Regions from separate parts of the Homo sapiens genome. Here regions 2, 3, 4, 5 and 6 are each linked to region 1. Evidence: chromatin contacts called from ENCODE Hi-C or POLR2A ChIA-PET data. All regions are on one chromosome and are shown on one strand. The core of a region is the stretch at or near the end of the contact, and the rest is flanking DNA. Distances in the headings are between cores, read along the strand shown.

What was found. A loop is a pair of places that touch in the nucleus more often than their neighbours do. ChIA-PET counts read pairs that join two places held with the same protein, here RNA polymerase II (POLR2A). Pooled maps may share reads with other maps.
Region 2: a loop to region 1 is called in a map of ascending aorta, with 29 times the contacts of the local background. The contact joins the promoter of MCRS1 here to the promoter of RACGAP1 in region 1. A Hi-C loop is called at or near these places in 2 of 168 maps with a recorded cell type or tissue (ascending aorta and naive thymus-derived CD4-positive, alpha-beta T cell) and 9 of 50 pooled maps.
Region 3: a map of CD8-positive, alpha-beta T cell shows a loop between it and region 1 (5-fold over the local background). The contact joins the promoter of PRPF40B here to the promoter of RACGAP1 in region 1. A Hi-C loop is called at or near these places in 1 of 168 maps with a recorded cell type or tissue (CD8-positive, alpha-beta T cell), 2 of 37 single-sample maps with no recorded cell type and 10 of 50 pooled maps. POLR2A ChIA-PET finds 5 or more read pairs at or near these places in 3 of 52 experiments (BJ, MCF 10A and activated CD4-positive, alpha-beta T cell).
Region 4: a pooled map shows a loop between it and region 1 (3-fold over the local background). The contact joins the promoter of KCNH3 here to the promoter of RACGAP1 in region 1. A Hi-C loop is called at or near these places in 1 of 50 pooled maps. POLR2A ChIA-PET finds 5 or more read pairs at or near these places in 3 of 52 experiments (activated CD4-positive, alpha-beta T cell, endothelial cell of umbilical vein and naive thymus-derived CD8-positive, alpha-beta T cell).
Region 5: a map of naive thymus-derived CD4-positive, alpha-beta T cell shows a loop between it and region 1 (19-fold over the local background). The contact joins the promoter of FMNL3 here to the promoter of RACGAP1 in region 1. A Hi-C loop is called at or near these places in 1 of 168 maps with a recorded cell type or tissue (naive thymus-derived CD4-positive, alpha-beta T cell), 1 of 37 single-sample maps with no recorded cell type and 8 of 50 pooled maps. POLR2A ChIA-PET finds 5 or more read pairs at or near these places in 1 of 52 experiments (activated CD4-positive, alpha-beta T cell).
Region 6: a pooled map shows a loop between it and region 1 (2.0-fold over the local background). The contact joins the enhancer-like site here to the promoter of RACGAP1 in region 1. A Hi-C loop is called at or near these places in 6 of 50 pooled maps. POLR2A ChIA-PET finds 5 or more read pairs at or near these places in 5 of 52 experiments (BJ, CD4-positive, alpha-beta T cell, WTC11 and 2 more).

What each region holds. Positions count from the first base shown.
Region 1 is chr12:50,023,629-50,026,827 of GRCh38, forward strand. RACGAP1 (Rac GTPase activating protein 1) reads right to left here and starts at 1,866. Exons shown (of 17, transcript NM_001319999.2): 1 at 1,770-1,866. RefSeq lists an enhancer at 1,729-1,818.
Region 2 is chr12:49,566,249-49,569,666 of GRCh38, forward strand. MCRS1 (microspherule protein 1) reads right to left here and starts at 1,894. Exons shown (of 15, transcript NM_006337.5): 1 at 1,800-1,894; 2 at 474-593. The coding sequence starts at 483. RefSeq lists enhancers at 1,190-1,993, 2,344-2,393.
Region 3 is chr12:49,621,845-49,625,143 of GRCh38, forward strand. PRPF40B (pre-mRNA processing factor 40B) reads left to right here and starts at 1,717. Exons shown (of 26, transcript NM_001031698.3): 1 at 1,717-1,749. The coding sequence starts at 1,747. It also overlaps a transcript of FAM186B not described here. RefSeq lists silencers at 523-572, 1,433-1,932 and an enhancer at 763-852.
Region 4 is chr12:49,537,446-49,540,426 of GRCh38, forward strand. KCNH3 (potassium voltage-gated channel subfamily H member 3) reads left to right here and starts at 1,585. Exons shown (of 15, transcript NM_012284.3): 1 at 1,585-2,047. The coding sequence starts at 1,972. RefSeq lists silencers at 546-665, 1,396-1,575 and enhancers at 893-1,704, 1,705-2,514.
Region 5 is chr12:49,705,481-49,708,873 of GRCh38, forward strand. It overlaps FMNL3 (formin like 3), which reads right to left and starts at 1,925. Exons shown (of 26, transcript NM_175736.5): 1 at 1,575-1,925. The coding sequence starts at 1,700. LOC124902929 (a long non-coding RNA gene) reads left to right here and starts at 2,246. Exons shown (of 3, transcript XR_007063299.1): 1 at 2,246-2,359. RefSeq lists a silencer at 1,569-2,338 and an enhancer at 2,359-2,508.
Region 6 is chr12:49,761,536-49,764,832 of GRCh38, forward strand. It overlaps TMBIM6 (transmembrane BAX inhibitor motif containing 6), which reads left to right. Exons shown (of 10, transcript NM_003217.3): 9 at 169-244; 10 at 1,338-3,297. The coding sequence ends at 1,361. Among named protein-coding and RNA genes, the nearest start is that of TMBIM6, 22 kb to the left of the region's middle. Within about 2 kb of position 1,621, at least 10 of the 41 ENCODE cell types and tissues checked have a DNase peak (open chromatin) inside an H3K27ac peak, as active enhancers do; they include CD4-positive, alpha-beta T cell, where a contact is called at or near this core.

The sequences.
Region 1 (3,199 bases), core at 616-3,115:
AGGCTGAGGCAGAAGAATCATTTGAACCCGGGAGGCAGAGTTTGCAGTGAGCCAAGATCGCACCACTGCACTTCAGCCTGGACCACAGAGCAAGACTCCTTCTCAAAAAAGAAAAAGAAAAAGAAAAAAAAAGTAAACTAGTACAACCTTTATGGAAAACAGTATGGAGACTTCTCAAAGAACTAAAAATGGAACTACCATTCAATCCAGCAATCCCACTAATGGGTATAAGGGTAAGAAATCAGTATATCGGCCGGGCGTGGTGGCTCATGCCTGTAATCCCAGCACTTTGGGAGGCCGAGGTGGGCAGATCAGGAGGTCAGTAGATCAAGACCATCCTGGCTAAAACGGTGAAACCCCGTCTCTACTAAAAATACAAAAAATTAGCCGGGCGTGGTGACGGGCCCCTATAGTCCCAGCTACTCGGGAGGCTGAGGCAGGAGAATGGCGTGAATCCGGGAGGCGGAGCTTGCAGTGAGCCGAGATCGCGCCACTGCACTCCAGCCTGGGCGACACAGCGAGACTCCGTCTCAAAAAAAAAAAAGAAATCAGTATATCAAAAAGACCCCTGCATTGATATATTTATCACAGCAGAATTTACAGTAGCAAAGATACGGTATCAACCTAAGTGTTCATCAACGAAGGATTGGATAAAGAAAATGTAATATATAGACAGACATACACCACAGAATACTACTCAGCCATAAAAAAGAATGAAATCACGTCTTTTGCAGCAACATGGATAGAACTGGAGGCCATTATCCTCAGTGAAATAACTCAGAATGTCAAATACCGCATGTTCTCACTTATAAGTGAAAGCTAATCAATGGGTACACAGACATACAGAGTGGAATAATACACACTGGAGAATACAAAAGATGGGAAGGTGGAGGGGGCTGAGGGTTGAAAAACTACGTATTGGGTACAATGTTCACTATTTGAGTGATGGGGACACTAAGAGACCAGACCTCACCACGACGCGATATATGCATGTAAGAAATCTGCACTTGTACCCCCTAAATATACAAAAATTTTTTTAAGTCCCCTCCAAAAGATAAATACTTATTGAATGATTAAGCTACAGGAAAGGCGCCTTCTCTAAACACCTACAATAACTCGGAAAGCTTATTTACCCGACACATTAGAAAGATAATGCTTTCTTAAAAAAAAAAAGGGCTTATCTACCCACCTACCCCCACTTTCCGACACACACCTCTCGGCCTACGGATGAAATCCTGTGAAGAGAAATGTACGTGAAAGTGTACAAGTAAGGCCTCGTTGTTACTGAGGGTAAGAATCAGGATGAGAAGGACAAGATGTCATTGCCTTGCCTTGCCTCCCTAGACATACGAGACCCACGAAGTAGAGGGGCTCCACTGCAGGCCGCCCGGGCCTCTCAAACACCAGGGCTCTTCCCTTCGAAAACGATGGGGTGTCACTCCAACCACTCTTAAACTCGTATCTGACTGAGAGACTCTTGTTTAGGATGACTCCTGCCCTGGTCCAGCCACCACCTCAAAAAGACGCCCCCGGCTTTCCACAAAACCCGGCGCCAAGACAGAAGCCCCCGACCCTCCCAGGCCGCGTCCATTCGACCTGCCACGACCCCCACCCCAGAAAAGCCCGAGTGGAGAGGCTGTGGCTGCCAGCCTGTCCCGCTGTCCCGCTGTCCCGGACCCCCGCGGCGGCCACGGCTCACCACACGAACACTCTGCTTCCTATCACAATCCAGCGGCAGACGCACCTGGTCTGGCACCCCCACTACTCACTTCAGTCAGCCTGGCCCCACCTGGGCCACCCTTCACTTCGCTCCGCGCCTCACCCAACGGCAGAGCAGCGCCGCGCCCACAGCTCCGGTTTGAAAACCTTCACCAACCAATCACAGAGAAATTTATTCCTCCCGCGCCGTCCCTCTACGGTGTGACGTACGCGTCAGGGCCACGCGGAGGTGACGGGAACGGGAATGAGCATGCGCATTCTGACAAAGCGAAGCCAAAGGTGGCCATTTTGACTAATGTCAACGGTTTTTCGGTTTTTTTTGTTTTTTTTTGCGGTGCCCTTTCCGGAAGTCATTCAGGATGCCATATTGACTAAGGGCAAGTGGTACTTCCTGAATGCGAATTATTCTTGGTCTCACTGTCTGCGGGACTAGGGCCCTTGGAAACGATTAACTGAACAATGTCAGCTCTCACAGTAGAATCAGAAGAATACCAGGAGTTAGAACAGCAGTTAGTTTCAAGCACATTCACTGAGCTATATTATCCCTTCCATTGATGTATCCATTCAGACTTTTATTTGACACACATTGAATGAGCCCACATCATCACAAGCACTCCACTGGGAATCGGAAAAATAAAGATGGTATGGTCTCTACTGTCCAGTAGCTACGAATGGAGGCGATAGCTCTAGAAAACAAAAATAAATACAAAATGAAAATAAAATACTATAATTCCATTTAATAAACGTTATTTAGAACTTGGCATTGTGCTAGCACAGGAGCTTTCATGCTTTTTAAAAACTCTGGACCCACAGTGAGAAATACATTTTACGTTGCAACCGGGTAATGAAAACTCTGCTCATCCTTACTACATGCAAAGTACCCAGAACTCACTACTCAACAACGCATGGCTACCCGCAATTTGGAAAAATACTGGCTGGAGCATACAAGAAGCGCTGTGGTTTAAAGGAAAGATCACTTACTGTCACATTGGTCCTTAATTTAAAAAAAAAAAAAGAAAAGAAAGATCACAGATTTGGGGGAGGGAGATTAGGGAGATGTTGGTCAAGAGATATAAAATTTCAGTTAGAGGAAAATTTAGATCTATTGTACAACACAGTGACTGTAGTTAATAACAAAGTATAATGCATTTGAAAATTGCTAAGAGTAGATCTTAAATGCTCTCACCACACACCTCAATAAAGTATGTGAGGTAATGGATATATTAATTCGCTTGATTTAGTCATTCCACAGTGTATACATACATCAAAACATCACCATAAATATATAAAATTGTATTTTATCCAAAAATCACATCACAAATTTTGTAACCCGAAAATTTGACTCCACTTTTATTTTAGAGACAGGGTCTTACTCTGTCACGCAGGCTGGAGTGCAGTGGCACAATTATAGCTCACTGCAAATATGAACTCCTACACTCAAGGGATCCTCCCTCATACCTAGGACTACAGGCACATGATC
Region 2 (3,418 bases), core at 644-3,143, 460 kb before region 1:
TAAGATCCTAGAGCCTCTGCAAATGGGACCCCTCCCCAGCCCCCTTCCCCTGCCAGCCCTCTTGGCCCCTCCCCTGCCTCCTTGACACTTGAGGTTTTAAGGTAGAGTTCCTTGGCCATCCAGATCCCATCTGGGCTCAGACCTGGCCCAGACCTTCCACGCTGGGCAGTTCCCCCGGTGCCACGTGTCATGTCGTGCAGCACATGGTGCTCAGGTCAGACTGGTGATGCCGACACGCTGGGCTCTGGGCATAACTGCTCCCTCTGCCATCAAAATGCAGCCGTGCTAAAGAGCAGCAGCTCAACAGCAAGTCAGTCAACTGTGGCTCTGCCGACAGGTACATGGGTGGTGCTGGCCCAGGGGGAGGTGGCAAGGCCTAGCCAGGACCGAAAGACACACGTGCCAGGCACAGAGTGGAATCAGCAGATGCTTGGCGCCCGAGCATTTGGGGAGCTGTCCCGGCCTCATACTACCTTTGTCCATCCTCTTACAGTCCCAAAGCCACTGGTTCCAAACCACCGGGCTAGGAGGAACGGTCCCACAGGCTCATCCAAGGATTCTGACCAGGTGAGCTTAAAGGCTGAGAGGAGATTCTGCAAAGGAGAAATGAGGCTCCCTGAGGCTCAGATTTCCAACTGGCCAGCCTCACTTCCTTATACTGGCTCAGGTCCCCCAGGGTCCCATAAGCTAGGGAAGACATAAGGACAGGAAAGAGGCATAAGGCCCCACTCTGCCAATAATAGCCTTAGACATCAGTCTTGTGAAGGTCACTGGCACCTTTCAGAGTATGATAACAGCTATGGACTGCAGAAAAGGGTGCAAACACATACTATTTTAGAGGGTTCATAGACCCTTTAATTCTACTGGTATCTCCTAGGTTAAGCGCCTTGACTATAAACTAGCAAGAGACAAGGGATTCTTTGGCCCACATTTTTCTTTACTTCAGCTGTCCACTCAGCTCAGCAGCACCAGCCTTCCCCTCCCAGGCCAAAGCAGGAAAAAAGAAAGGGAGACAAAACTCCAACCAGTCCATCTCGTTTTTTTTTTGTTTTTCTTTTCCATTTGGGGTTTTTACTGAAGATTTAGTAAGTGGTATTTCCATGAGATACCATCTCGTGGAAACCAAAAACCACTGTTTGGGAACTGCGTGATTATCAACCACGCTGTGCCCCAACAACCCCTAGAGAACCCAGGTACTGGACTTTCTCGGGGCGCTCCTCTCGTGAGTCCCCACTTCTAACCAGGGTGGCTCTTAGCTCAGTGTTCTAGCCCTGTCCCCAGGTGAGCCTGTCGCTCTCCGCTCCATAGGCTACGACTAAGAATCTTGACATCTGAGGAGAGGGCGAAGGGGCCCGAGCTTGCCGGCAAACTGAGGTAGGGTCTGTGCCCCTTCCTTACCGGACCCTCCGCCCCTCGTTCTCCCAAGAGTGCACACCCAAGGTAGGGGATCGGTCCAGGTCTGTCTCAAGAACTCGGGGTAGGAGCATTGATGAAGTCACCTCTGCAACTCAAAGCAGAGCACCAAGTAGCCTTGGTTTGAGACCCACAGGCTGGTGGCTGGGGAGGTGGGGGTAAACTCGCAAGCCCATTCTCACCCCACGGTCTCCATGCCTTTGCGCATGCGTAACACTTCGAGCCAGATTCTAACCCGGTCCGGCCCACGCATGCGCAGCTTTTCGGGGCGCCACTGGGGCGGGGCCCCAAACTTGGGGGGTGGTCGTCCCCGGCGGCACTCTGCAAAACTCCATTTCATCCCCAACTCCTCTGAGAACCCTCAGAGGCGAACCGCGAGGTCTCACCATTCCTAGACTGCCAGATCCAACAATTTCTCCGCGGCGACGGTAGCAGCCGCAGGGCCAAAGCCGGCTTCCGTGAGGTACGTCTACTTCCGGTTAACGAACCAGGGGGCTGGCAATCTCTTCCGGTTCGTCTTGGCAACGTGTGTGAAGGGGGCGTGGCCATGGTACGGAAAGTGTAAATATTTTACCAATAGCGGAAAGTAAAGGCTTTCCTAGTTGGGACAGCATATAGGGAAACGTTAAGGATTATAGGCACCGGAGAGGTAACCCGGCTTGAGGGGTTGGTTAAAGGGAAAGGCGAGACTTAGGGCGAGACCGAGCGGGGCTAATTGAGGCGACCCGGGGAGGGGCGGGACCGCGGACTGGATTTCGACTTCCAAATTCCCACGAGGTATAGGAGTCTGAGGGTTGCACAGGACCTTATGCATTGTTTGACTCCTCCAGAGCCTTTAGAGAAACTTCTATCAGGCCCGCCTGCTAGGCACTAGTCGGGGAGATAATGTAGCCAGGGAGATGTGGCGGACAGAAAGGGCAGAGAGGCTCTCTGAGGAGCGGATGGAGGATCGTGGGCCGCTTTACTGAGAAGGAAGAGACCCTGCGAGAAGGAGTAGTGTCGACTTGGTCCCGTCAGCCGGACCCCACCTGGACGGCTGGGGCCACTTGTGGTCGCCGGGAGGTAAGAGAGAAAACCAATGGAAGCACCTTCAGAGGAGAGTGCCTTGGAAGGAATCTTGGGGTGGGAGAACGAACCTGTCGGAAAAATTGGGAATTTGGGGCTGTGAGAGATGTTCCGGAAAACTAGAAAGACTGTTGTCTAAAAGAGGAATTCTGTTTTATGCTTCCTTTGCGAGGTACTAAAGTCTAGCAGCTATAGAGAGACATACTTCAGCTCAGAATAAGAAAGATTCAGTTCCAAAGCTGTCCATCAGAGGTGTCAAGAACACATAACATGGACATTGCTAGGGAATTCAAGTGTCAAATGAGAGACTGGCCCTTTTGGCCCTGACGGTATACTATGGCCCTCTGCTTCGAGAGTACCAACCTCATTTACTGTTCTGTGGACTTGTTTAATGAGTATGTACTTATTTTAACTCCCATGAAAGAGTGTGTGTTTTATTTTTTAACAGGCACTTGATTAAATATATTATGTAAACTTGTGAAAATATCAGAAAACCAATGAAATTTTTTTTTTTTGAGACAGAGTCCCGCTCCATAGCCCAGGCTGGAGTGCAGTGGCACAATCTCGGCTCACTGCAACCTCCGGCCCCCGGGTCTCGGTTCAGGCAATTCTCCTGCCTCAGCCTCCCGAGTAGCTAGGATTACAGGCACGTGCCACCATGCCCAGCTAAGTTTTTTTTTTTTTTTTTTTGTAGAGACAGGTTTTCACCATGTTGGCCAGGCTGGTCTTGAACTCCTGATCTCATGATCAGGCTGCCTCGGCCTCCCAAAGTGCTGGGATTACAGGCATGAGCCACAGCACCCGGCCTGAAATAATTTTTATAAAAAGTGATTACACAGAACATTAATAATATTAATGTTATTAAATATATATGAATTCATGATAACTATTAAAAACATACAAAGGAAAAGACAGTTGAAGGAAATGCACCAGAATGTTA
Region 3 (3,299 bases), core at 467-2,966, 400 kb before region 1:
TGGGGGAAGGCCGGAGATGTGAAGGTAAATGCCAGAAGAAACAGCTAAAAGAGGTGAAAACGTTGCCTCCAGAGAGGGGAAGACGATGGGGGCAGGGCTCTGCTGTTTGTCTTAACAAATCTGGTACAATTATTCGATTCTATATGTGTGTACATGTTCTAAGAAATATTTCATTAAAGAAAAGAAAAGCATTTAAAAAATAAAAATGCAATTCATGAAAGTTCACGGAACCTCTGGACCACTTCTGCTATACTTAGAGATCTCAATAATAGTTTGAAAATCGCCCCAGCTGCGCTGGCATCGCGGCAGCCCCCGGGGGAAGGTGGGAGCGGTGGAGAGGCCGCCGGTGGTCCGTCCTCCTCCCCCCGCCCGCCCCCTCCATTCCCCTCTCCTGCCGCGGCGGCGGCTGCGGGCCGCGCGCCAGTCTCCTCACCCCACCTCCCCCAAAAGTTTGAAAACCACAGGACCCAGCGTGGGCAGTACAGGGAGACGTCGTCTCCAAAAAGTTACAAAATTAGCCGGGCGTTGTGGCACACGCCTGTAGTCCCAGCTACTCGGAGGCTGAGGGAGAAGGACCGGTTGAGACCAGGAGGCTGAGGCTGCAGTGAACCCTGATTGTGCCACTGCACTCCAGCCTGGGTGACAGATCAATACGCTGCCTCAAATAAGAAAAGAAAACCGCAGAGCTGGGCCTTCATTTGAGACCATGTGGGTATCATTTTGATTAAACCACAAAGCATTTTCTCTCTACAGCAGCCCACAAGGGTGAATCCCACTTCCTTTTCCTCCCAGGTGTCACCTCTAACTCTTCGTGTCAGGAGTTTTTCTACCTCTCCGGAGTTCTTTGGCTCTCAGGAACCTAGCACGGCATCACGCGAGTCCCGGCTCAGGTGAGGGGGGAATAAAGGGAACAGGAAGCGCCTTTTGCGGGGCTTTGCAGGCTGGCGGTCAGCGCCTTTCTGCACCCGTGTGCCTGGGGCCTGTCACTCTCCAGCCCCAAGGCCTTCAGCGCATTCCCCGCAGAGCTCCAGGTTACAGTTTCCTCAGCCGCACAGCAAGCATGTACCTCACATTTTTAACTTCTGTCAAAGAGTGGGCCCTGCTCTCATGAGTTCAGCGCTCAGTGGGAGCCAGGTCCCAAAAGTGAACTTCAGGGTCACGCGAGAAGCACGTGTACGCCCCACAAGGGCGTGATTTCGGGGATTTGTCTTTTTTTTTTTTTTTTTCCAAGCTGCTGTGTGCTCAGTCCCTGAGACAGACCCTGCCACCTCACAGGTGCTCAACAAATAGTTCTGGAGTTAACTAACTTAAAAGTACTGTAAAAGAGCTACACAGCAAATTAAATTCGCTGTGCAGCGCAAAGGCACCCTACACACTGCGTGAACGCTTCGGCTCCTGGAGCGCCGGCGACTGCGAAGCCAGGACGCAGGCAGCGGGGAGAGGCAGAGGCGCCGGCCCCCGACCGTCAGTCAGAGGCGGGAGCAGGCGTGCCCCGCCCCCCGGGGGGCGGACCCGGGACGCGGCGGCGCGGGGGCGGGGCCTGGTTCTCCGTGCCGGGGGGGCGGGGCCGGGACCGAACACACCGGGCCGGTTGGGGCCCCGCTCGCCGGCGGGAGCCACCGGAGCCCCGGCCACGAAGGGGTGCGACCCCCCGCCGGCCCCGCCCTCCCGGCTGCGGCCTGGCCAATCAGAGCGGCTCTTACTGGCGGGTGGGCTGAGCCGGCCCAGCTGCTCGGAGGCTCTGGCATGGTAACATCCCCGCGCGGGGGTGGAGGGGCTCGGGGCGGTCCCACAGCGCCCCCTGCGGCCCGGGCCGTGGCCGATGGGGCGGGGAGGCCGCTGGGGATAGCTGGGACCCCGGGGAGGGCGAGGGAGGCCAAGGGTGAGGGAAGAGAGCCCGGGAGGGGGGATGGGGGCGGGGACTGGGGGCGAAGGGGCGGGGGAGGCCATGATGGAGCCTGGCCGGGGGCGAAAGGTGCGAGAGTGGCGGGACTGGGTGAAGAGTGGGATTGGGAGAGGTGGGGGTGGGTTCGCGGAGAAAGATCGGGAAAGAAGAGAGAGGGCGGAGATGAGGGGACTGAGGGGACCAGGGGACAGGTGGGGACCAGTTTCCCCTCCTGGGATATTTGGTGTGCGACATGCCCTTCCCCCAGCCCCAGCGCCCGTTCCCTTTGGAAGCCTGGGTGCTCCTCAGACCACTTGGGGACTCCCTGCTTCACCTTCCTGCATTTGCAAGAGCTTGTCTCCTGAGGTGGAGAGGGGGCCTCTGAAGAAAGGGGCTCCCAGCCCAGGCCATCAACAAACTAACGACTCTGTGTGACCTTGGGCAAGTCACTACCTTTCTTTGGGCCTCAGATTTCCCATCAATTTTTTTAAAAAGGAAATGCATGAAAATTAAATCCCAGATCTCTTCCAGGGTCTAAATGAATAGGTTTTTGAGGAGGAAGTTTAGGAGAATGGGTTTGGTAGGGAAGCAAAGGAAAGGATGAAGATGGAGGCGAGGCCTTGGGCTGGGGCTGGAGAAATCCCCACGGGTGCGGGGGGATGGTAGACAGAAAGCCTGCCGGGCTGGGGCTGGCTAGCCTTATCCTGTTGGAGGGATGGAAGAACTCTAAGGAGAGGAGGAGGTTGAAACCTAACTCCACAATGATGGAGACCAAAAGTAACATTCGCTTCTTCAGAGGGAGAGTGATGAGATGGCAGGATCAGAAAGAAGCAACAGGGGCCGGGCGCGGTGGCTCATGCCTGTAATCCCAGCACTTTGGGAGGCCGAGGCGGGCGAATCACCTGAGGTCAGGAGTTGGAGACCAGCCTGACCAACATGGAGAAACCCTGTCTTTACTAAAAATACAAAATTAGGCGTGGTGGCCCATGCCTGTAATCCCAGCTACTCTGGAGGCTGAGGCAGAAGAATCACTTGAACCCGGGAGGCAGAGGTTGTGGTGAGCTGAGATCGCGCCATTGCACTCCAGTCTGGGCAACAAGAGCGAAGCTCTGTCTCAAAAAAAAAAAAAAAAAGCAACAGGAAGATACTTTCTAGTAAGGCAGATCTTTGGGGAGCAAGAGGAAGAGTAGGGCTGGTCCAGGAAAGTTGGAAACTAGGATGGTCTTTGAAACGGAAGGGCAGGTGCTGTTTGGGGCAGCTGAAGAAGGGCCGCAGGTAGATCACAGGGTAACCAGCTGGTCTCTCAGCCTTTTTTTTGATGATGGCTACCACTTTCTGAGAGATGTGCCTCCCAGCCTTCATCTTCAGGAAGTGGGAATGAGTCAGACCAAGCAGACCTTGGGAACACCTGGCT
Region 4 (2,981 bases), core at 335-2,834, 490 kb before region 1:
GTGGCAGACCTGGTTCCCAAGTGGGTGGGTGATTTCAATTGTGGCCTTATCCTGTCTCAAAGTGAACTGACTCCTAAAATGTCCTTCTTTTTAGTAGACAGCTGGACCGCCGCCTGGAGAGGAAGCCTTGAACGGCTGGGGGAGGGGATTACTTTACAGCCAGGATCCAGCCAAGGCTGGGGATGAGATGGGAGTAGGATCTCCCGACTCCTTAGGGTCACTCCTCAGGGTCACTCCTCGTCCTGGGGACCAGATTCCAGGCTTCACAGGACCGGAGAAGGAGGAGCGCGTCCTCCCTTCCCAAAGCGCCAGCTCATTTAGATACAGGTGCCTGGGGCTTTGGCTCTCGTCGCTGATGAGGGGTAGCATCTTTCTGATGCTGGTGACTGTGAGTGCGTCTCGAGGGATGGGGGTGCTGAGCCTACCGCTTCGCTCGTTAGGGAACAAATTGCTGTTTTGGCCCCGGCGGCTCCTCTGGGCGCGGGCGGCAGCCGCGCTCGCTGGCAAATCGTGGGAGGGAGGAGGAGCGGCGCTGGCAGGCAAGTCCGGGGGACCGTCGCAGCGCGGGAGGCCAAGAAAAGACGGCCGCCCCGGGCCCGGCTCCGCCCCGCCGGGAAGGGGCTCCCTGCAGCCGCCCCAGGGCAGCACCCCGCGCGGCGCCGCGCGGAGCTCTCCAGGACGAGCTGCGTGAGGCGCGGGGCTCGGCCTTCCTCGCTCTCCTGGTGCCAGGACCCGCACGCACAAGGTTCGGAAGTTTTTTCGCAGTGTCTGACCCCTGCCGGTCCCCTGTATTTACCACCTGACCCTCTAGCGCGCTTAGGAGAGGCAAGAGGTGACAAATGCCAGAGGGAAATGGAGGGGCAGGACAAGGGGTCTGGCGCTCCCCTCCCCACCACACACCCTTTCCGCCCACGGGGTCACACGGAGGACGTCTGACCCTTACTCCTAGGGCTACCCACCCTCTGGTTTCCAGGCAGCTCCTGCTTGCGGAGACACCTCATAGGAGCAGCTGGATCCATTTTCCAGAGCGTCAAGTTGAGGATGAGAAAGTCTCGAGGGCCGGGCAGCTGTGCGCGCAGAACCCCCGCCCCATCTGCTTTTAGATTTCCCGGGTGCGGCTGGAGCCCCTCTAGAGCGCCGGCCTCCGCTGGCCGCAGGGCCTTCACCTGCGCCTGTCGCCCTGTCCCCTTGCCCACTGCATTTTCCTCGGGGAGAGCATCTTCCACAGCATGCGTCCCCTGCCCCCCACGCCCCGAGCCCCCCTCCCATTCCGCCGGGGGAGGAGAGGCTGCTAGGAGGCTCTCGGAGAGCCCCCGGGCTGCAGAGAAAGACGCCTCCCCTCTGCGGCTGAGGCCGAGTGAGCCAAAGGGGGCCGGCCGCTCGCCAGTGGTTCTCCGAGGTACGGGCGGGGAGGCCCGCGGGGTGGGATCAGGGCGGCCGCCACCTCCCCGCCCCCGCCGAGGTCCCGAAGGGAGGGGAGCCCTCCGCGGGAGGCCTGTCCCTTTAAGGAGGCGGCCCTGGCTGGGTGTGCCCCGTCTCCATGGTTACCCCGGTGCAGGCGGCGGGCGCGGGAGGGAGGGAGGGAGGCTGCAGCTTCTCCCCGACAGACGGAGGGAGCTGCCGAGAGCCGGCGCCGAGCGAAGCCGAGCGGAAGCCCACCCGCAGCCGACACGCGAGCCGCTGCCGCGGCGGGAGGTGCTGAGAGCGCGGCGGCCGCGGGGCCTGGAGCCCGGGATTTGTGGGCGGCGAGGGCGCGAGGGGCCGCGCGCCATGCTCCGGGCCCCGACGGCGCGGACGCCCCCTCGCGCGCCAGCGTCCGGCGCGACCCCGGATCCCGGTCTGCGCATTGCCCCCCGACGGCTGCGCTAGGGAGCGCGGGGCCCGGCGGGGGGCGGCCGAGCTGGGCGCCCTCCCCCGGCGCGGAGTCCCCGCACCCCGGAGGGATGGGGCGGGCAGCCGCGGGCGCCTAAGATGCCGGCCATGCGGGGCCTCCTGGCGCCGCAGAACACCTTCCTGGACACCATCGCTACGCGCTTCGACGGCACGCGTGAGTCCGACCCTCGCCCACTTGCACCCGGGCCGCCGGACCCTCGCCAGGGCTCCCGCCTTCCCCGAACCCCCAGCAGCCCAGCTTGGCGCCAGCCTATTCTCACCCTCTCCTCCCTACCCGCCCCTCTTGAGGCTGGGGCCATCGTCTCCTGCTAGGCGCTGTTTCCCCGAAGGTTCGAAGGTTCGGGGTCAACACTGCTTCAGGCGAGGCAACAGGGCCAGAAGTCCCTGGGTGTGGGTCCTGGGATGCTCTCTGTTAGCCGGGTCTCGAACCCGAACCTAGTCAGTCTGACCCATCCCACCCCTGCGTCTGGCGCTGTCGCAGCAACTACCCTCGGACTGGTGGGGTAAGGCGAGGCGGGTGAACAGTGCTCAGGGACAGCTGAGAGGGCTCAAAACACAGATTTAGAAAAGAGATTTGCAAACGGAGATAAGAGTAGGCGGCACTCGGGAGAGCACCGTGTGTCCAAGCCCCGTGTCTCATAGCCTGAACCCCCTAGACTTGGGGAGGCCATCTAGCCCCAAGAAGATGGTTTGGGGACTCCCATCAGGACTGGGGAAGTTTGGAGAAGGCGCCCCGAGCTCTGGATCCCCGGTTCTGGGGGCTCTGAGCACAGGGGAAGTGATGAAAGCCCCTCCCTCCTCCTCTCCCTCACATCCCCCGTGGGGCTTCCCAGCTCTCTGCCTAGGTCCTCCTTGGTCTCCGGTTCCTGATAGGGGGTGGGAGCCCAGCCCTGCGCTCTCCCCACTCCGGGCTCCTCCATCTGCTTTGCCAGTGTGCTTGGCTCCTGCAGCCTGCTGATTCAGTGCCCCCCACTCCCCAATACATTCCTGGCTCCTGGCTCCCGTGCTCAGTCACCATTCTTACACCCCCATTCTTGATCACATTCACTAATTCCTGAGCCAGGTCAGGCAGCTAGGGCTAAAACACA
Region 5 (3,393 bases), core at 675-3,174, 320 kb before region 1:
TCCACCTCACCCCATCCCTTTCTCCCCAGTTTCTATAGCTAACTTGTGTCAGCTTGCTGGGGATTTTCACACCCCCACCAGAGTGCAGATCCCCTCCCACTCTTTTCCCCAACAGTTGGGCTCTTGTTCTCAAGGCCACTAAGTCCCAGTCTCTCCTCCTCAGCCTGTGAGATGGTCACAGCACATTGGTAATCACTGACTCACCCGATCCCCCGAGGAGGCTGGGGGAAATGCAGAGGGCCACAGGATGTATGGCCCACATCCCTTTGGCCCTTCGCAGAGCTGGCGGGCAGAGAGGTGCCAGCGACACCACTTCCCCTTGGAACACTGTGGACCCTCTTTGAGCCAGCTCTGGTGCCAGTGGGCTGATGTCAGATTCTCTACCATCGGAGAGGCCAAGATCTCTAGACAGCTCCACTGTTGCCAACAGATCTAATCTCCTTATTCCAAGGCAGATGAAATCCAATAAGGCTGCTAAGTCCACAACTTATCCCTCCTGATGGGCAGAGGCAAAGGCAGAGTCGGCCATACCAACAATAACGCCAGAATTATTACTGCTTCTTAGAAAACTCTTTGGGGAAGTGAGAACTATTTCCCCAAATTTCTCAAAGATTAACCCCGGTTTACCAATGTTTTCGCTCTGCAAAACTTCATTTTCAGCGCAAACATATTTTCTGGCTCCTTCCCGGTGATACCAGCTCAGAACCTCTCGCTTCATAGAGCCACTGACATCAATGTCCAATTCCCACACCAAAGAAGAATCCCAAAGTCAGCTCTAAAAACCCATTTATACAGACCGTTTGAAACCCACAGAAAGACTAAAAAGCACAGGCTAAACAACACAAACCAGTCACTATGGCTTAACGTGAAAAGGGGGGGAGGAGGCGGGATGGTTTGTGTATTGTTTCACTTGGAGAAATACCCCAGTGAAATGGTTTATCCACATGTTCAGCCTTTCAGGCAAATCCACTCTAACTTAGCAGGATGCCTGCAGGCCGTTCTGAAAATAAGCAGAATGGCATACTCTTTATTCCACCCCCTTCAGGAGCTGCCAGCCGCCTCCCCATCCCCCTCTCCCCCCAAACATCTGGTCTGGGCTGGGAGTGGGACCCACTCCCTGGGAAGCCTCCATGTTCGCAGGAGAGGCGGTGTCCCCACTCAGGGAAGCCTGCTGAGGAGCGAGCCGGCCGCGCTTCTGAATTCCCCCCACCCGCGAGAGGCTCCGGGCTGAGAATGCTAGGGACGGGGAGCCTGGCGAAGAAGCGGGGAAACGGGAAAAGGGCAGCAGAAGGGGGAGGAAGAAGGAGGGAGAAGCCTGGTTCCTAGGACGGTCCCGAACTGGGGACTTCTCCTAAGGGTCCAGCGGTGGAGGCGTCGGTCCCGAGATCCCCGACGGGGCTGTCCGGGCCGGCCAGCGGCTGCTCAGAGGTTCCTGGGAAGACACTGGAGGCCGGGATCCGTTCGGGACCCCGACTGAAAGGGTGGGCGGGACGGGGGCCCAGCACAAAGTCCCAGCCCGGGCGTCGGGACCTGAGGGGCGGTACGCGGGGGAAGGGGCTGGGCTCAGCTCTCACCAGCACCAGGGCGAACCTTTCCTCCAGCTCACAGGGCTCAGGCATCGGCATCTTGCCGGGCGGCAGCAACAACGGGACAGAGGGGGGCTCTCCCGGGACCCCCTCGGCGCTCTCCAGGTTGCCCATCGCGGCGGGGCCCCCTCAGGGGCCTCGGCCCCCCACCTCCACGCTCCGGAGCTTTCGGCTCCGCGGCTCCGACCAGGCTCCTCCCTCAGCGCCGGCTCCCCGAGTCCCGACTCCTCGGCCCCGTCGAGGGCGCCGGGGGTTCCCTGGAGTCCCGCTGGCGGGGGCGCGCGGCGAGGGCGGAGGCAGCGTAGCGGACAGCCGCACCGAAGCAAGGCGGACGGAGGCGGCCGGCTCTTGCTCACACCCGCCGCCTCGCCGCGCTCGGCGCGCCGCCCGGGCGCTGCCCCTCCCCGCCCCCCGCGCTCTTTCCCTTCCCCCGCCAACCTCGCTTCCTCCCACCCACACCCGGCCGAGACTCGGGCTTCCCCCGCGAGCGCCGACTGCAGCCCGCGCGACGCGCGCCCCATTCATGCAGGCCCCGCCTCCCGCCCAGAGGCCTCACAGGCGGCCCGGCCCGCCCCACCTGCGCCCGATTGACGGCCGCGTCTGCCAATCACAGCGCCTCCCGCCCTTGACGGCCTCGTGCCGGGCGCCGAGCGCTCCCTGGCGGCCTCAGCCGGCATCGAATCACCGCGGTTCCCAGAGGGCGTGAGGGGCTGGCGTGGACACACCGGGAATGGACCGTACCCTTTTTCAAAAGGAACTCATGATGTATACAAGTAAGTAAAATATTATACAAGGCATGGCGTACAAAACTAACTACAAGAGAAGTAGAAACAAGCAGGATACTCAGAAGAGGGAGAGAGATAGTACCTGTTAAGAGTCGGGGTGAGGGAGATCATAGTTGGACCAGGCATTGAGGGATGAGGAAGCCCTTACCCGACAGAGGCAGGGGAAAAAACGTTTGGGAGGAGAGAAGCTTAACCATCTGGCTGCGTGTGAAAATGGAGAGGCGGGAGAAGAACGCTGTTCTGGGCTCAGTCGGCGGCTGGGTCGTTGACATTTGCGGTGGAAATTTGTTGTCTAGCCGCCATCTTCTTCCAGTGAGAGCACCCCCTTTTCTTTTAGGAAACCACCTCTCCCCTCTTCTCAGTCTAAATGGAGCTGAATTTTATCCCCAGTTCCAAAGGACCGCATGACCCAGGCCCAGTCAGTCACAACATTTTCCTCCTCTACCCATGGACACTGTTTTAGGGATTGTCACTTGACCCAAGCCCAGACAATATGATATATCCAAGGCTTTCTCTGAAACAATCAGGAAAGAGGCACTCACTCTCTCTCCATTTAGGCTGCAAAATTATTAGAATGTAAACCTGCAGCCGCTGGTGGCCGTCTTATCATCACCTGTAACACATCAAGCCTGCTTGAGAATGAAGCCAGCGCAGAGGAGAGAAAAGCTATGAGACAGGACAAAATTCTAATGACATGCCAAGAACCTGGATCTAACCATGCCTGAAGTTATCACCTAGATTTTTAATTCATTTATTCAACAAATATTTATTTTAGAAAGTTTATTCTATGCCAGATACTATTCTGGGCATTGAAGGTACATCTGCGAACAAACAGGATATACATTGTGTCCTCTTGGAATTCACAATCTGTGTAGAAGGAAAGGTAGACAATAAACTAGACGAGTAAAATGTATAGATGTTAGTGATCAGTGTTAATAAAAATAAAACTGAAAGGTGATAGAGATGGAAGAGGCATTAAGATTTTAAATAGAGTTGCTTACTTGGGAGGCTGAGGCAGGAGG
Region 6 (3,297 bases), core at 371-2,870, 260 kb before region 1:
ATGAGTCTAAAGGATCTCAGACACCAGAGTTTTACTTCCTTAGTTGGGGGTAAAGTGTGGGAGAAGCTGGCTCGTGGGGGTAGGGGTGGGGTTTATATTCTGCATCTTTGTGGGCTTGTGGATAAAAAAGTCTGAAGTACAGATCCTAATCTGGTTCTTGCCTTTCAGGCACTGCATTGATCTCTTCTTAGATTTCATTACTGTCTTCAGAAAACTCATGATGATCCTGGCCATGAATGAAAAGGTTAGTTAGCCTACAACCCAAAGATGAGACAATAATGGCTCCTGAGCTTGGCATGTGTGTATACTTCAGATTTGAAAACTTGCTCACACACTGTGTTAGGTCCAGGGTAACTGTAAGGCAGGCCACTGAGTAAGAGGTAAGCCAGAAGTCTTCAGTTGTTAGAAAAAAAGCAGCAAGTGAAAAAAAAATTTTTTTAACTAATTCCTGCGTTTAGTATGAAAGGGAAAAAAGCTTCAGTGGCAGTAAACACAACCTGCTACATGAATAATTTAAAGGCTATATAGTTGTGACTCAGAGAAAGGTATTGTGGAGGACGTTGTAAATTTCAGAAGTAGACTAATTTTATCCATTTGTTAATTTTTTTTTCCAAGGAAGCATTCTATATAGGGCTAATGAGTATCTAACGTAGTTGAGTCAAGCAGTGGGGGAAACAAATGAAATGAGCTTTTCTTTATAGACCTTATGGAGCTTAGAGATAGCATAGTGGTAGCGGGAGTAGTTGACCAGATAGGATTGCTGGCTCTGTCTGGGCTATGCCATGGTTGGACTGAGCACTAGGCAGATGTACAAGTTTCAGAACAAGCAACTGAATTTTCATTCCTTAATACATTGGGCTTCCATCCAAGATTGAATGAAGAATTCTGCTGGACCAAATTATTTCTGAATGTCAGTTTATGCCAGAGTCATGCTCACTTTGCAGGGTGGAGCACTTCTCGCGCCTAATGGTTGGTTGGTGGTCTTGGCCTCTAGTTTCACTCTTTGAGGATAGAGTGCCATCTGCAGCCTTCACTGTTGGGATCTGAGCTGTAGTGGCTGTGAATAGCCTAGAGTGGTCAGGCAGCCCACCTCGGCACTCCTGGGGTGGGGGTGGGGACAGCTGCTTAACCTTTATTCTTGGTCGGTCTGTCGGCAACTTTGGGAACCACCAGTAGGATGTGGTTAAGATTCAGTTCTTGCTGAGCTAAGGAAGCATTTCTCATTTCTTTTTAATTGTCTGGCTCACTTCTAGTCCCTAACTAAATGCTCACTCAAGAGTTTTAGCTTGAATGTCAAATGTCAAAAAATTAATTGGGTGATTTTTCTCCATTTCTAGGATAAGAAGAAAGAGAAGAAATGAAGTGACCATCCAGCCTTTCCCAATTAGACTTCCTCTCCTTCCACCCCTCATTTCCTTTTTGCACACATTACAGGTGGTGTGTTCTGTGATAATGAAAAGCATCAGAAAAGCTTTTGTACTTTGTGGTTTCCTCTATTTTGAATTTTTTGATCAAAAAACTGATTAGCAGAATATAGTTTGGAGTTTGGCTTCATCTTCCTGGGGTTCCCCTCACTCCCTTTTTTGTCAACCCCATCTGTAGCCTCTTCCTCTACTCAGGCAGTCGACCCGCCACGATGAGAAGTGGGACCAGCAGAGGGCGCCAACTTCAGGAGTCCGCTTTCCCACCAGGCTTCATTCACCCAGTGGACCTGAACTGTTTGGTAGAGCCACCCGGCCCTTCCTTCCTCATTGTTGTTTGGTATGCGCACAGTTCCTGTGGGACTGGGCCGTGAGTTTTCCATTGGAAAGAAGTTCAGTGGTCCCATTGTTAACTCAGCCTCAAATCTCAACTGTCAGGCCCTACAAAGAAAATGGAGAGCCTCTTCTGGTGGATGCTTTGCTCCCTCTGAGCTGCCCATGCTGGTCTGGCAAACACACCTTTCTGCTTTGCCTTCACAAAAGTAATGTGTTCCCTTTCCCACCCCTTGCCTGACCCTCAGGGAGTCAGCCTGCTTCCATCCATGGGTGGGAAGACTTCAGCACAAAGGAAAGACTAATTCTTGTCAGGCATTTTTGAAAAGGCTGATTATGTGTATCAAGGTACAGCATCGTAGGGTTCCCCTAAACTTGCCCTGTTTTTGTTTTTTTAGTTTGTTATCCCCTTACTGAGCGGCCTCTACTAGGTGGCTGTGATTAAATGTCCCAAGCAAGGATAGGGAAGGGGAATGGTTGAGCCTCTGGAGATCATTGTAACCAATCCTGCCAGACCTGTTTGGGGCAGTGGGGAGCAAACCTAGATAAGGACCTGTTTGGGGCAGCAGGGAGCAAAATCTCCTTTAACAACCAAGCAGTTCCTCATTCACATCAACAGAGCGAGGCTGTGATAACTTAGGAGGCAGCAATCCTAATAGTCCTTCAGTGCATTTTAGTCTGTCTCCAACTGGACACCAGTAGGTAGTGTCAAGCCAGAGATTCGGGGCAGTAGATAAATGTTCATTTTACTGATGCACTTTAGTTTTTGGTCTGTTACCTGTTTTCCAGAAATTTGTGGCCTTTTAGGCGGGAGTTAGGCGACCAAACCAGTGAGAGCCCCAATCCCTGCAGTTTTGTGGCTTCAAGTGTGGGTGGACAGTCCTAATGGGGATCTCCAGCTCCTTCCTGTGGGCTGCCACAGACAGCTACCCCCAGAAGGGTCAATGTTGGGAGTGGTTGTGGCTCTGAGCTGCTCTACAGAGCTTCAGTGTGAGAGGATCGAGCCATTGAAAGCTCATTACCAGTAGGACATAATTTTTGGCTCTCCCTATTCACAACCAGTGCACAGTTTGACACAGTGGCCTCAGGTTCACAGTGCACCATGTCACTGTGCTATCCTACGAAATCATTTGTTTCTAAGTTGTGTTTATTCCTGGAGTGACATGCCACCCCGAATGGCTCACTTTCACTGAGGATGCTGTCCTCTGATTTAGCTGCTGCCTCCAGCCTCTGGCTTGAGAACTTACTAAAGGCACTTCCTTCCTGTTAAACCCCTGTTAACTCTCCATAAATTTGGTGATTCTCTGCTAGGCCTAAGATTTTGAGTTAACATCTCTTGAAGCCAAACTCCACCTTCTGTGCTTTTTGCTTGGGATAATGGAGTTTTTCTTTAGAAACAGTGCCAAGAATGACAAGATATTAAAAAAAAAAAAGAAAGAAAAAAAAAAAAACACCTACTTTTAAAGAAAATACCTAACAGATTTTTAATATAGTTATCTCTACCACTTTCTTTTCTAGTTTCTTGATTTTCAGCTCAGGCTGC